2 separate regions of the Mus musculus genome follow, and region 2 is linked to region 1. The links are chromatin loops, found by intact Hi-C in ENCODE. Cell type or tissue: gastrocnemius. All regions are shown on one strand.

What was found. A loop is a pair of places that touch in the nucleus more often than their neighbours do. Peaks named below come from ENCODE experiments on the same cell type or tissue, not always from the same donor. Only the 100,000 strongest peaks of a DNase experiment are listed, where the experiment ranks them.
Region 2: it touches region 1 in a loop (2.1-fold over the local background); 2 of 42 quality-filtered maps call a loop at or near these places.

Annotation. Positions count from the first base shown.
Region 1 is chr11:75,812,514-75,820,513 of GRCm38, forward strand. All of the region lies in intron 1 of Gm12339 (predicted gene 12339), which reads left to right. Among named protein-coding and RNA genes, the nearest start is that of Doc2b, 20 kb to the left of the region's middle. In gastrocnemius, a CTCF peak has its summit at 632; no DNase peak of the experiment used is centred here; H3K27ac peaks cover 994 bases.
Region 2 is chr11:75,876,121-75,884,120 of GRCm38, forward strand. Rph3al (rabphilin 3A-like (without C2 domains)) reads right to left here. Exons shown (of 8, transcript NM_029548.4): 4 at 2,829-2,915. Among named protein-coding and RNA genes, the nearest start is that of Rph3al, 31 kb to the right of the region's middle. In gastrocnemius, no CTCF peak of the experiment used is centred here; DNase peaks (open chromatin) are centred at 92, 431 and 4,079.

The DNA of each region.
Region 1 (8,000 bases):
CTAAGAAGGCCTGGGGTGCAGCTCAGGGCTGAGTGCATACAAGACCTTGGGCACAATCTCAGCACAAAAAGAAAGAGGTGTTCTTCAATAAAACAACCTAAAAAGCAACCAGAGGAGCTGGTGAGATGGCTCAGCAGAGAAAGAGTATTGCTGCCAAACCTGATCTCCAAATCCCATGTGGTAGAAGGAGCCAACAGACTCCGGCAACTTGTTCTCTGTCTGTCATAGTGGTATCTCTCTCTCTTTCTCTCACTCTGTCTCTGTCTGTCTGTCTGTCTGTCTGTCTGTCTCTCTCTCTCTCTCTCTCTCTCACACACACACACACACACACACACACAAAATACAAATATATATAAATAGTTTTAAAAAGGGAATCATAAAACCAAACAAAATCCAGATGGGTGAGGGAAATAATAACTTCCAATTATTTGAAAGCCTTAGAGATTAGAGAAACCGCTTAGGTGCATAGCAGCTGGGGAGAGGCAGGGGGTCAGGCTGAGTCCCCCAGAATGAATGCTTTGTATGACTCTGAGCTGTCCTTCTGAGACAGGCCTGGTGTCCTAAGTGTTCTCAGGGTCCTGCATTCAATTCCTATTCCCGCTGCAGTGCCCGGCACCTCCAGCTGTGGTGCACTGGGCCCCAACAGTTGTTCTGTGCCCTCTGCTTATGGGAGCAGGCACAGATGGAGAGGGTGTCGAGGCTGGGCAGCCCAACAGCTGCCATTCCTGTGCACCACCCTGAGTGTGTGTCATGGGTTACTTCACGTCGCCCTCACTATTGTTATTTCTGGAAAGCTGAGCTCTGAGAGGTTAAGTTACTTGTCTGACGTTGAGTCATTCTCGGAGCTGGGGAAAAGAGCCATGTGTGAGCTGTCCTGACTGGGGCCATGGCTTCCGCCCGTGACCTGCAGTCTCATCACTTAGCCGGTAGCCTGGGACTCTGAGGGGGAACATGTCTCCTTGGGGCCAGCTGTGCACTCAGCCTGGGCTCCCCCAACACTCTCTGTCATTCATGTCTGGAGACCACAATACCAGCGGCAGGCTGGAAGCTTGTGTTCCTTTTCCTAGGTTTCGGCTCTGACTCCTCCAATTTCTACTACAGTCAGTGTTTTCTGAGCCAAGCAGGCTATAAGGAAATCACTCTTCCCTTGGACTTATTTATCATCCTGTTATTTCCATTAGCTGACACTGTTGGAGCCCATTCCATCCCTAGCTGTTTGAATTTTCAGCTTGGCAATCTCCAGGCCTGGCAGTAGTATTTCCCGCCCTAAAAGGGACCTAGGTAAGTGGGAGATGTGGCCAGCAGATGTGTGGTGGGAAAGGGGACTTAGAACACAGTAAGAAGGGGCTGAGGGAGAGGCCAGGGGGCACTTTATTTTTGGTTTCTTACTAGTCCGGAGGTAGGTGTACAGTGGAGATCCATAGGGCTCCCTCTGATGGATTGGTGGAGGCAGGGGTGACAATGAGATGCTGGGATTGACAGCTGCATGTGAGTGAGATTGTGTCCAAGGAAGGCAAAGCCATTGGCAAGAATGGGGAGAAGGTTCCAGAAGGCTAGAGGACTCTAGCGCAGACACTGGACCAGTGAACTGAGCAAGGCTAAGGAGGTTGAGCTCAGTGTCTGACAAGTTTAGAACCTTCAGGAGATGGCGTATTATGGTTTGACTCTTAAGTGTTCCTCCCAAAAGTTGATGTTGAAGGCTTGGTGTCCAGGTAAATGGAACTACTGAGAGCAAGTTAGGTTATTGGAGGGGTGCTGGAGTCCACTCTGTACCTCCAGCTCTGAGCAGGGTGGAGCCTGGAGGATCACTGGGATTTACTGGTTTCCAGCCTACTCAAGGAAAGAGAGACCCAGGTTTACAGAGAGACTCTGCCTCAAAGGACTAGGCGTACAGAGACAGAGGATATCCACTTCTGCCTTCACATGTGGGCACAGATCTGTGTGCATGCTTGTGCCAATAAACCTTAAGTCTTTATTAAAAAGTCTGGCTGGCAGGGTTAGAGAGAAGGCTCATTTGGCAATGAGGCATGAAAGCATGAAGACTTGGGTTGAACCCTAGAACACATGTAAAAGTTGGGTGTGGTGGCACATGCTTGTAGTTCCAGTGCTAAAGAGGCAGAGACAGGAGGACCCCTGGGGATTGCTAGCTAGCCAGGGAGCCGAGCCTGGTGATTTGCAGGTTTAGAGAGAGACTCCTCAAAACTAAGGTGGAGAGCAATGGAGGAAGACACCAAGCATCATCCTCATGGATGTAAATCCTTCACATGTGCATGTGCTCTGGCGTGTAGTCATTGGCATACATGAACACACACATATACACACACACACAAATGGAGGGAGACATCAAGTGTCATCCTCATGGATGCAGATCCTTCACATGTGCATGTGCTCTGATATGTGGTCATCGGCATACATGAGCACACACATGTATATGTACACACACACACACACACACACACATACACTCCACACAAAGTCTGGTTGATTTCCCTCCAGAGTGGGTCCCAACTCAGCACAAAGATCTATGGCGATTGAGGCAGGACTTGGCTGAAGGGATTTTCCTCCATTCTTGCCCCTGAGGGGATCAGATAGCATCCTCCCTCTAGCTTGAGGGTGGGATACTCCAAAGACCCACTTACGCAGGGCTAGGGTTTCCTTCATTTAACAGGAAACTCAAGGTCACAGGCCACTTGGCTGTAGAGCACTCGTGGGGAAGGAGCAGCTACAGCACGTTTGAGTAACTGGTTTGACTATGTGTCTGCTGAATGAATTTGCATTCAGATCTGCAATTATGTTTAGGGTTGGCTAGCTCATATGTGAAGTAAACAGATTAATCCTCACCTGTGAAATCAGCCAGGGCTACTCATTATCAAGAGGAGTGAAGGGAGGGGTAGATGAGGCCTGAGGCTGGCCCCACACCTTCCACAGCACTATGGGGAACCCCTCAGCTTTGTCCCAGCTCAGAGAGAGGCCAGCTGGATTGGTGGGCAGTTTCAGTGCAATCAGGCCAGAGCTGTTACTCCTGCTCCGGTCGGGGCTGCTTTGGAGACTTTGGAGACTTGGCTCACTGAGGCCAAGGGACTAAGTCTTTAATGCCCATGGAGCTTTCTTCAAGACCAGCTCTTTCTTGGGGCTACTTTTGGATTTTTTTGAATTCAGTGAACCTAGGACTGGGGATCCAGAGCTTATGGGAAGTGCAGGTTAGGGCTTACAATCTGGCTTTCCCCTAGACGTGGTAAACAGCTTGGCCAGCATGTGGGCGTTTTTCTGTTGGTCTACACATCTGTCTGTGCATTCACCCTTCCTTCCAATGGGATGACATTTCTCCTGTCTATTCTCTCAGATGTCTGTCAGTGCACTGGTTTACACAAAATATCCACCACGGTTCTCTTCATCCATCTGCTCAATGTTGGTCACTTGTCATCCATCCAGCCATATTTTTTTCTTTAAAAAGATTTACTTATTTTTATTTTATGTGTATGGGTGTTTTTGCTTGTGTGTGTGTATGTGTGTGTGTGTGTATACACCCATAAAAGTCAGAAGAAGGTATTGAATCCCCCTTGGAATTTTTCCATTTATTTATTTATTTTGCATCCAGATCACAGCACCCCCCGCCACCCCCTCACAAACCCCTCTCTTATTACCCCCTTTGAGGAAGCCACCCTTGGGTACCACCCCACCCTGAGGCATCAAGTTGAAGCAGGACTAGGCACATCCTCTCCCACTGAGGCTGGACCAGGAATCCAACTAGGGGAAGGGGATCCAGTGGTAGGCAACAGAGTCAGAGACAGACAGCCCCTGCTCCAATTGTTAGGGGACCCACATGAAGACCAAGCTACACATCTGCTACAGATGTGGAGGGGTCCAGTCCCCGCGTGCTCTTTGGTTGGTGGTTCTGTCTCTGTGGGCCTCCATGGGGCCAGGTTAGTTGACTCTGTAGGTCTTCATGTGGTGTCTTTGCCCCCTTCAGCCCCCCTCAATTCTATCCCCAACCCTTCCACAAGACCTCCTGAGCTCCCCCTGATGTTTGGCTGTGGGTCTCTGCATCTGTTTCCATGCGATTCTAGATGAAGCCTCTCAGGAGACAGTTATGCTAGGCTCCTGTCTGCAAGCAGATCAGAGTATCATTCTCCCTTGGAATGTGAGTTACAGATGATTGTGAGTTACCATGTGGGTGCTGGGAATTGAACCTGGGTCCTCTGGAAGCACAATCAGTGCTCTTAACCCTTAAGCCATCTCTCTACCTTCACCCCATCCCTCCTCCTCCTCCTCCTCCTCCTCCTCCTCCTCCTCCTCCTCCTCCTCCTCCTCCTCTTCTTCTTCTTCTTCTTCTTCTTCTTCTTCTTCTTCTTCTTCTTCTTCTTCTTCTTCTTCTTCTTCGTTTTTCGAGACAGGGTCCCTGGCTGTCCTGGAACTCACTCTGTAGACCAGGCTGGCCTCGAACTCAGAAATCCACCTGCTTCTGCCTCCCAAGTGCTGGGATTAAAGGTGTGCACCAGTCCAGGTGCTGGACCACCGCCCAGTCCATCCCTACTTCTTGATTGCTAACCAGGGGCTTAAGACCTGGCTTTGCCTTTAAGGAGGAAGTGAAAGATATGGCCCCTAAGGAGCACAGGTCTGTTCCAGCACATTATAGAAGTACAGCCCAGGCAGGAGATTTAAGGGACAAACCAACTCCTTCCACTTTCAGCCCTTCCCACCCCTAGCCTTAAAAAGCAAACAGAGGAAGGATTGAGTAGCTGGAGAGGAGAAGGGGAGAGAGGGAGTTCTCATTTGTCAGCTGCTCAGCAGGTACAGTCAGGCTTAAAATGTCCCCAGAGAGTGTCTGCTGAGATGCAGGGGGTGAGCACGCTGAATTATTTCCCAGGTAATTGGCAGCAAAGAAGCTGCCGACATCCTGGGGTCTGCATCAAAGGGGTCAGAGTTTCACCTGCTTCCTGTAGGCTGGCGGCTCCGTGTGGGTGTGGCCCCAAGGCTCCTGGAACTCCCACCTACCACTCTCTGCCATTCTCCTCCCCTCTCCTTAAGGTACTGTGTGTGTGTGTGTGTGTGTGTGTGTGTGAGAGAGAGAGAGAGAGAGAGAGACAGAGACAGAGACAGAGACAGAGACAGAGACAGAGACAGAGACAGAGACAGAGACAGAGACTCAGAAAGAGAGTATGCTTTGCTACCTGCAAAAGACAGCCCAGGGCTGGGGCTGCTATGCAGTCTGGGGCCCTGACCATTGGCAGAGCCTTGTACCAGCTTCAGAGGAGGGAAGAAGAGGAAACTGGAGCTTCTAGGTCTTTTTCTGCAGCAGTGTTTAGGATCCAGTAGTGTGTGTGTGTATGTGTGTGTGTGTGTCTGCCAGTGGACCTGATGGGTCTTTCTCCCTGTGTGGTCTGGGCTGTCTCTGTACATGGCGCTCTGGCTAGCATTCAGAGGAACAGTTTGACCCATTGGTCATATTATTTTGCAAACAGTTGAATTTTCCTGCATTAATATGTTCTAACATGTATTTGTATATGTATGTACACATATGTGTATGCTGCATGTCTGTGCATATGCATGTGTGTACGTATGCAACTTTGTATATGTGGTGGCTCCCAGTGAAGGCCTTTTCCACACTATTTCTAGCTAGTAGCTGGGGCATCTCTGCAATAGGTGGGGCTTCCATGTGGTCCCCTGATGTTGAGTGAATGCTGGGGCAGTGTGGGGTAGAGGATCTAGCCTGGGCTCATCTTCCTGCCTGCTTGGAGCCTGAACTTAGAGGTACAACATTCCCTTTTCTTTCTGCCCACCTTAGTTCATTGGCTGGGGCTCCTGCACCAAAACTCAGATTAGCAAGAGAAGAGCATAACACATGCAGTGAATGTACTTTTCATGCGACTCAGGAGCCTGCCTAAGGAAATGAAGCTGCCCCTCAGCGGAGAGTTCAAAGACTCTTCTGGAAAGCTGTGGCTATTGCTGGGCTTTATTTACAGACTCTGCAAGTTTACTGCATCTGCCAGGACCCACTCTATTATTTGCAGAGCCCAGGGTCCCTTCTTCAAAAATCATTAAGCATTTCCAGATGGTAGCAGAGGCTTGGGCTCCCATCTTTTACAGCGGGAAGGAGATTTCTCCCTTGAGAATGAAGGTGGAGGCTGACGCTGCCATTCCTACGCCAAGAGACAGAGCAAACCAAACACTATAGAGGTCCCTAGGGGGGACACATAAGCAGCAGTGTGCCTGTGCAGCCAGCACCAGGGCCATCAGCATGCCAGCCATCTGCATAGTAGCCCAGGCTCCTGGTAGCTACCCGTTCCCAGTTCTCACCCCTGTGGGCCACCGGAGGCTGGCGCTGGGGGCTAGTGATGAGACTCAAGGGGACAGCACCCTGTGTCAGAGTTGAAAAGCAGAGTCAAGCAAAGTGGTGCATGGAAGGCCCCAGACATTAAATTCAGGAAAGTCAGACTGAAATCCCAGCTCTGAGGAAGCAGAGGCAGGAGGATTGCAAGCTGCAGGCCAACTTGGGCTATATTCAAAGTATATAGAATGATATACTATACTGATCTTATTCTTGGCTTTATATCTGAGAGTGAAGGAGATTTAGAGGAGCTTAGACTAGGCAAGAGAAAGTGGCCCCTTTTTGTTCCCAGAAGAAACTTAGAGGCAATGTGAGGGTGGGTAGGTTTCCCAACTGGACCGTAGGGGAAGGGGAGGGCTCAGGGTGGCTATAAAGTATCTAAGTCAATGTCCTAGGGTTTAGCTGACTCAGCCTGCAGTGACTCCCATCCCTAGTGACTGAGGCTGTTAACTTTCTCTTTCCCTGCAGCTTGGTATTCTGTCTTTCCTGGATCTTCAATTCTTTGTTTAGGTCAGAAAACAAATTCAGCGGCCCTCCAGTTGCCTGCCAGCATTTCAGTAACATTTTTGGGGCCTCTTCTCCCTGATTCAAGAAGCCCTTTACTCAATATTGTATGCCTGTGAATAGCAGAGAAGAACTCAAAGGTCTTTCTCCCTCTCTCTCTCTCTCTGTCTGTCTGTGTGTGTGTGTTTCTAGGGAGGGGACCTCTTCCACTATGACTAACACAGTGGGACCCCAGTCAGCCCCTACCTCTGTGGAGAACAGGGATAGCAGAGCCTTGGCCTTCCATCTTTTACAGCAGGAAGGAGATTTCTCCCTTGGGAACTAAGCTGGAGGCCGATGATCCCATTCCTACCCCAGGGCAAACGGAGCCCGAAGGAACCGGCGATTTCCCAGGGTGGAAGAGTGGGAGAGGCAGACTCCCCGTGCAGTACCTGGGAAGGTCCACGGGCAAGGCCACTCCTGCTTGATCGCTTCGCCACCCCACACTCAGATATTTGGCCCTTGAGCTGTGAACAGCCGAGTGCAGACACCTGTGTGTGGGCTGCCTGCGGGGAAACTGAAGGCCCCGCTCAGCTTTCTGATTCTGGAGCTGTTGTAAAGAAAGTGATACCAGCTTTCTGGGGTGCCTGAACTCAAAATGGAGGCTGTGTGTGAGCCAGGGAAGGGAAGTTCTGTCTCTGTGGAGGAGAGCTTCCTCGGGAGGGCGCAGGCATCTCCGAAGAGGTCTGGCTGTTTATCTGGAGCCAGCGTGGCTACTGGAGGCTTGCCTTTGTCCCTCCTTGAAGTTCTCAGGAGGTGAGTTATGAATTTCTTGCCTCAAGAAGCTGTCACTATATGTCAGCTCTTAGTCAGGAGATGGGGTAGCAGGATCAGGGTCTCCCTTAGCTGGACTTTGGGTAGATGACACATCTTTGACCTTGTAAATACCCCTTCCACACACACCCTCTCCAGCCCAGGCTCCCTCATGTCCCTAACAAATGTGAAGAGTTCTTTGCTGGTCTTTGAGGAGACATGGGCTGTGGAGGACCTCAGGCTGATGGAGGAACAGGGAAGGAAATGGTGGAGCACTGGCTTGGGGGTCAGGAGTGGGGTTTGTGGGTGGGGCTCAGCAGTAGAAGGATTTGCCTAAAGACACTTGGGTTCAATCCGCAGTACTGCGATGGTCAGC
Region 2 (8,000 bases), 64 kb after region 1:
GACAGACAGTAACACCGAGCTGCTCTGCTCACTCTAGGACATTCAGCCCACATTCGACCCACTTGAGAGAAATGACTTGCAATTACAGCCAGGGCTGATGGAAGCTAGCCAGGAGGAGATAGAGATGAGTGCCCCGGGGGGGGGGGGGGGGGAGGTTAGGGGGAGGTAGCGGCACAAGAGTGTCCATCAGCAACCCAAGTTCTTCTGTCACAATCTGCTCTCCGACGTGAGACACAACTCCAAATTCCCCTCAGAATCTCCAAATCAGCTATGCTCAGTGCTTAAAACACAGCACGTTAAATGTCCCTTCTCCCTCACTATCTCTTTGTTATGATTAGATATTTCTTGAAGAGAGAAAAAGGGCATTAGGAAACCAGTTGCCCTGCCCCCACTCCCTGCCCAAGCAGACAGCAGACTCCAGCTTATGGGCGTGGCACCCACAGATGGTGAACCACGTTCATGTTCAGGACCCTGTCTGAGTGCAGCAAGCCGGCCGGGCAGCCTTGCAATCGCTTCCTGGAGCCACAGAGGGGGACCTTTTTGATCTTGCTAAGCTTTATCGGCTCCTAAAGATTCAAGGACAAGTTGATAGCATAATGCACAGCCTCGCATTCTTTGCCTTAGGAAAGATAAGAAAATTCATCTGAAGCTATTTCAGACTTTTCTGGAAATGGGACACTCTAGAGATTAGAATGGGCTGGTAGAGGCCCTCCCTAAGTCCGGGAGCTCCTGACTTTTAAGGCATGTGCTGATCCAGGTGGTGGGATCTTCCTTTCTTCCATCCACTTTCTTTCCTTTTTCTTTCCCTTGACCTCTAACATCCCGGTTCACATGTGAGCAGTATTTCATCCTGAGAAGTTCTTCATCAGACTATGTAGAAAAATGTCCTCCTTGCTTATATCTGAGTGCTCTCGCTCCCTCTTTCTGTCTTTGTCCCTCTGTCTGTCTCTTTCTCCAAGGTCTCACCATTTGCTGGCTGTCCTGGTCTGTCTTTAAATCTGTCTGGCCTCAAACTCACCGAGATCAGCCTGCCTCTGCCTCCCAGTGCTGGGATTAAAGGGGTGTGCCACCACCACCCAGCTACTTATCTGTACCTTAAAAGGGGTCCCTTGGTGACAAGAGAGACCTCAGCTAAAGAGTGGGCTGTGAGGAAGGGGCAGCCTCTAACACTTATGTAGTGTGAGGCAGTCGTATGCTTGCCACCCCCAACCTCCCAGCCAGTCTATGAAGGGCCATCATTATCACCGTGTGGGGACAAGGGCCCTCCAGGCAGGTCTAAATGACACTTCAAGGCCTTGCCTCTGTCATCTAAATGACACACAGCAATGACAGATGGAAATATTTTAAAAACAACATGTAAGCTTGACTGCACTCAAAACCAAGATGTATACCTCAGTAGATCAGAGGTTCAAACTACTTACTCTTAAAATACACACATACACACACACCCCATACCCACACCACACACCAAACCACACACACACACACACACACACACCACATTACACACACCACACACACACAAGCTTGCTAGGTGGTCTAGGCTAGCCTCCACCTTGCTATCCTCTTGCCTCTTCCTGAGTGTTAGGATCACAGGTGTGTGTCAATGTGCCTAGCTACTTAACTATTTTGAGCATCCAAATGCGCTGCCGGGGGAGCTCAGCGCCCAGTAGTAGGTGGAGACAGCTGGGAGATTAGTCTTTCTATATATGAGAACTTAAAGCATCCCACAGGAGGTAGAGGACCACAGACTAGTCTAGACCAGACAGCCAAATCACTAAAACTGAAACTAGAGAGAGGGTTTCTCACCTGGGAGAGGGGGGTGCGCACAGCAGGACGCGGTCCCAAGGCAGGAACATGTGAGAGAGAGAGTGTTTGAGGGGAGTGGACAGCTGCACACACAGCAGGACTGGGGTGTGTTCCCAAGCTCACTACACACCAGGATGCCTGGCTCTGCCCTGAGGAACTCGGGACCCAGTGACAGGAACTCCCAAAGAACCTACGAGTGCAACAGAGGATGGCCTGGGGGAGTTTTAAAACATATGATGCCCAGGAGGAGGATGGGATGGGATGGGATGGGATGAAATTTTCCAGAATAGAAAGCATTCTATGAAAAACACATGAGAAATACCAGGCAGAATAACTAAAAGCAAGACCGTCTCTGTAAGCTAATGGCTCCCTCTGTCCTGCTGCCCCTGTTGCCTACCCTGGCTCCCCCGATGCTGCCTGCCTTGGCCGGCTTGGGGTGAGGAGAAGCAGTTCAAGGGTCTGCCTACAAATCTGCTGGCACCCCACGGGCTTTATCAACCCCCAAGCATGAGTTATTTCCCCCAGAAAGGGGCCAAACTGGACCCACAGAACATTGGCACTAGGAAGGACGCTGGGTGGCAGCATCATGGCAGGCTCTGGCTTCACTTGGTTGCCAGCCCACCTCCTTCACCCTTAGCTCAGTACGCACAGGTTATCTAGCCTTAGGTGTTTCCCCATCAGGTGAAACGTCAAAGGGGAAATGGATGGGCAGAGGTGAGCAGTTTGTCGTAGTGTCACATGCTCAGAAGACACTTGACTCAGGGGTTACTATTACTCACGGGGAGGCTACCCATGGAAACCACAGGCCCCTAAAGCACAAAACCAGAGCTTACTCTGCAAAGCTCACCTCTATACCAGCAAGGGACCAGCAGGCCGGGAGGTTTTCTTTTCCCTGCGTAGTCCTCCTTGTGACCTTCCCTCCGAGAAGTTCCTGTCAGCACCCAATGCTAGTGGACCTGGCTCCACCCTGGTCCATCCACCCTGCCCCACCCAAGCCCAAGCCACTTCAGGATCCCTACCTCTCTCTGCTCACTGCAGATCTTACACAGCCACAGGGGCCGCTTCTGGCCGGGGGAAGCCTCGATCCCACACTTGGTGCAGACTTTCTACGAGAGAGAGGACAGACACGTGAGTGTCAGTATTTCGGTTGCTTTCTCCTAGGCTGCGGAGGCAAGGCAGTGAGCCACAAGAGCTACTCTGGCACCTTCTAAGAGGACAGGTTCTGCTTTGAGTTAAGGACAGGGCTCCCAGAACACAGCTAATCTAGGAATCTTTGGATGGCTTTGCAATCTAGTTGCATGGATCTCCATGTTACAGATTGCACATCCCATAATTCTGTCCTGTAAGGACCACATCAAAATCAGCTAACGGGGGAAAAATATCAGCTAGTCAGCTCCACAGCACCAGCATGTTCAGCAGCAAAGAACTGGAAATCACCCAAATGCCTAATACCTGGGGAGAATCCAAGCCAACATCAAAGACGCTGCCTTCCAGCAGAGGACTGCGGCTACCTGCAGATGTGGGTGGGAAATGCGATCCTCTCCCAAAGAAAGTACACACTTGCTTAGGAGCAGGCCAGAAACACTCCCACGCGTGCCTGACAGGTTAGGGGCCATGGAGAGACACATGAACAGCCGCCTAAGCTCGTGCTTGGTACCACATTTCTCAAGCAAGGATTCCAGGACCTTATCAGTAAGGTGGTAAGGCCCCTGCACAGGTCAGGAGCGAATGGTGTGGAGAGACCTGAGACCTTACCCAGGGTCTGAGGCAAGGGAGAACTGGTTAAGCAATGATTCTGTTGCACACCCCCCCCCCCACCTTTACCTTCCAGACATAAATAGCCAGATCAAGGACTCCAGTGTTTCTCCTCCTCCTCAATTGTTTAAGTTCTTAACATCTAAACTGATACTTTGCTTTCCCTAGAGGCCCAGCAACAAGCAATGGCAAGAAAGGCCAGGATAAACCCTGGGAGGCAGAGGTGGATTTGTTGAGGCTGAGACTGGTTCTCAGCCTACCAGGGGCATGTGATTGAAAAATGGTGGCTTTTCCTGAGGGATTTACAGAGGCTCCTGTCCCTACAGGGACCGAGGGAAGGGTGGATCTGTTGTTTGGCCTTTGCTGCAGACTGCCAACTGAGCAAGAGACACATCTCTCCGTGGAGAGAGAAATGTCACCAACTTGGCTTTCCCAGGCGTGTATTACCAGCCTGGTTGGGCGGCCAAGCCTGTGCTCTGCAGGAATGGCGGGAGCCGGCACACTCAGAAGGGAAGCAATGATGCATGTGTGTGGGCAGGGGTTGGCCACCATCCAAAGTCACTTCTCTGGTTTTTCTAAACAAAGTGGAATCTGCTCTAAGGCCCTGTTTCTCGGAGCTGGCAGCAAGGTCCCTTCTCAGGTTCCAGGCAGCACAGGGGGTTCCTTACTGGCTCTCAGGAAAGTCCTAGCTAGGTTCTTGGTGTTTGTGGCCAAGCACGTAAGGGAGTGTCCTCTCAGAGCTGCCCATTGCTCCTCGGAGATGCTCCTTGGAGATGCTCCCTGGGAGTGCTCCCTGGGTGTGCTCTCAGCTCTCTGGGCCTTTTGAAGGAAGAGGCAGCTACCAAACTGTTAGCCCTGCCTTTGGACCATTTACAGGTAGGGCATAGTAAGCCTTCCCAGGAATTAGCAGCTCATCTCCTAGACTATAGGCCACCACCTCTGGTGTAGGCCTCAGAGAGGCCAGAGGTTTCTACTGCCTTTTTTTACACTTTGCCCTGTAACACAGAGCACTCTGCCCTCCCAAGGCTGTTGAATGAGACCATGCTCTTGAAAATCAAGTGTGATAAAAATACCAGTGGCCACCATTTATGGAGCAATCATGTGTGCCAGGTACAGTGACCCCAGCAACAGTGTGTGGAGGAGGTGGGTGATGTGTGTCACGTGATCTCTGTGAAGACATGGAGTGATTGAGACTCCGAGATCCTGCAGACTGCTCAGCTTGAGAGCCACCAAATGGGGTCACCTTCCAGAGTTCAGAAGAACAATCGAGCCCTTTCCCCAGGTGCCCCATGCTACCCACAGCAACAGAGGGCTGGTTCTGTTCCGGCAGGGACCTAGGACATGGCTGAAGGCTCTAAGTAATTGGCCAGTGACATAGCACAGACTGATTCTAAGAGCAGGGTCCCCTGAGGATGGGGGTATAGCTGGGACAAACTTATACATGCTCCAACACTGATTCTTGGCCAGTCTGGTTCTGTCCTGAGTTCTCTCTCAGCCTAGCAGCCTCCACTAGCACCCTGCAAACCACCCAGCAGCCCAATGGTCACTGTCCCTAGGGGGAGGGGACAGTGCAGCATCAGGCCCTATCTAGGTTGGATCAGTTTGATATGATGAAAAGACCATAGTTCTTGATTGAAGCTACAGAAGCTGTTTTCCATAGTGCTGGAGGCCTGAAAGGCCAACGGATGGCAGCCTTCTAGAATATTCCCATGTGACAGATGACAGAGCTCTGGCCACTTCCTCTTCTTATGACGTTTCCGGTCCCATTGTATGGGCCCAACCCTGTGACTGCTTCTAACTCAAGTCACTTTCCAAAGACCATACCTCCAAGTATCCTATTGGGTGTGGGCATCAGAATATAGGTTTAGGGGACACAAATATTTGGTCCATAGTGGCTTCCCACCATGGGTCTCTCTCTGCTGTTGCATGGTGAGGACCCTTGGAATTTCTGGGAGTCATCTATGTGCCATCCTATACCACCCAGCACTCAGCCACCAACTTGATGTCCATATAACCCTGACCCTGTTTCCTGCTGTCAGTGATGCTCGGACATAGGCTTTGATTGGGGCAAATTGGGGTAAGCCCTTGGATGGGGCTACCCGATCTGGTCCAAACCTCAGATGTTCTTATGTCTAAGATGAGTTCACCATCCATCCTTTTGAAGATTAACTTGAGATTCACATGAAAAGCAAGCAGTATATAAAAGGCACTCAGCCGACGCCCAGCACTGTTTTATTAGCGGCACCTGTTGCATCCTGCTCTAAAAGCCTATGAGAGTCTCCTCAAGCTCTGCATCATTTGGTGTAGTATCTAGCAGTCATGGATGATAATTTAAAGGGGGATTAGGGACCAGAGAAAAGGCTCAATGATAGAATATTTGCTCAGCAAAATTTGCCCATCCTTGTGCCCACCGAGTATGCAATGCCCTTAGAACAGAGCACAGGTCATTGGATGCCACACATGGACAAACAGGGCCAGGTAGCACTGTGAACCTGATGATGAGTTATGGCTTCCCCAGGAGTCACCATGCCAAAGGTGATAGCTACACCAATCAGTGTGTGTGTCAGGGGTGGGGTGGGACGTTAAGTGAGATTAAAACAAAACAAAAAAAAAACAAACAAAAAAAAGCCATTTTAACACTTCTGTACTGTGTGTGGAGGTCAGAGGAGAACTTTACCTTCCACGATGTGGGTTCCAGGGACTGAACTCAAAGTCACCAGGCTTGGCAGCAAGCACCTTTACTGACTGAGCCATCTCACTGGCCCCTAAATTGGGGTTTGAAAGGGTGGGGTTTGCATGTCCTATTAAATCATCTGATGGTTGGTGCATCCATGCTGTGGGGCCAGGGGTGGGGTGGGGGAAATAAGGAAAAAGCTCACAATAACTCTTCTGTCCTCCACTTGGACAGATGTGGCATGCAGTCCCCCTCCATGGTGAGGCTGAAGACGGTAGGTGTGCCCCAGCCCGGAGTAGTGGGAGGAAAGAGGGGCAGATGGCCCATCCGTGCTGGGGTATGGGATCCCTGCTTCTCCACAGCAGAGAACTCAGTGCGGCTTGCTCCCTAGGTTCAAACCAGAACTGTGGGTAGGCAGGTGGAGAGAAAGCCACTCCCATCCTCCTTCCGGTAGAAAGGGTGACAGTGAGCACCATCTTGGTGTTTGTCTCCCTGACTCTTTGCCTTTTAGAGTTTTCTGTAAGGCATCAGAAAGGTGGCAGGATGGGACACACCCACCCATGTGTGCACAACCCTATTGCCCTGCCAAGCTACAGCCACCACTGATGAAGCTACAGTGAGTCGCAGGCACCACCCAGCCATATTCACAAGCTTAAAGCACGCCTGGCTGTCAGGGAGCCAGGTATTCTCTAGAGCCTGGGGCTACGGAAAGATAAGATGCTCCACTTCAAATAGTACAGAATTGCTGCTCTATTAAATCTCAGATCAAGAGGGAAATAATGAGACATTTCCATCTTCCTTTATGAGTTTGGTCTTTGTTTTCGGATTCCAATACAGAAAATTAAGCAGCCAGTATTTAAAAGGAAGAACGAAGGAAAGGTTGTGCATGAAAGAGCAAGCCGGCCTCTCCACCTGGCAAGAAGGCCTTAGGCCTGGGGGAAGCCATTGGCTTTCCATGAGTAGGATCGCCTTCTGCAATGGGACACTGGCTCCTGGGGTCCCCGCTGCTCGTGTACCTGGCAGCCTGAAAATACATCTGAGCACTAACGAAGTCACAGGAAGCCTCCAGACTGTGTGCCTTGTGTCGCTATTCTTAACCCATCCGTTCATCCCTTTGCAGATATGTGGTCCAGCCCCGAGAACCCAGGGAAGGGGCCAGACAGTAGAGCACAGGCCAGATGCAGACTGTGCCCTTCGGAGGCAGCCTTGGACTTGCACTTCCTCTTAGCTCTACTTTTCCTCCCTCTACATCAGTGGCAACAGATAACCTGTGCCCTGTTGTGGGGAACAAGGAAGGTTATTCCCACAATGTATGATGGAGCCCTTTGCCAGCACATCTTCCTCAGCAAATAGCACAAGTTCCTTTAGTACTGCCCCAACCGAGCAGGCACCCTGATCCTACCTCCTTACCCTCCCCACCCCCAACTCAATAATTCCTCCATAGGAACTTCAAGCCTCAGTCACCACCATGCCTTAGCCTATACCATGGGCCCCACAGCCTGTGTCCCTTATACAGCGAGACCCCCCAATTGGTTCATGACACACAGTCTCCTGAACTCATGCCATTGCTCTTACGTCTGCCAGCTTAAGAGACTTCAGAAGCCTCCTGTTGCATCTGGATGAAGACCACCCCGTTTTGCACAGTGAAGGGTGCTCAGGATGGACTCCCTCACCCCCACTGGCCTCTGGTTCTTCCCTGTCTCCTGCTCCACAGCCTTGCTTTCTCCACTTCTACAGTTCAGCCACATTGGATTTCCACTAG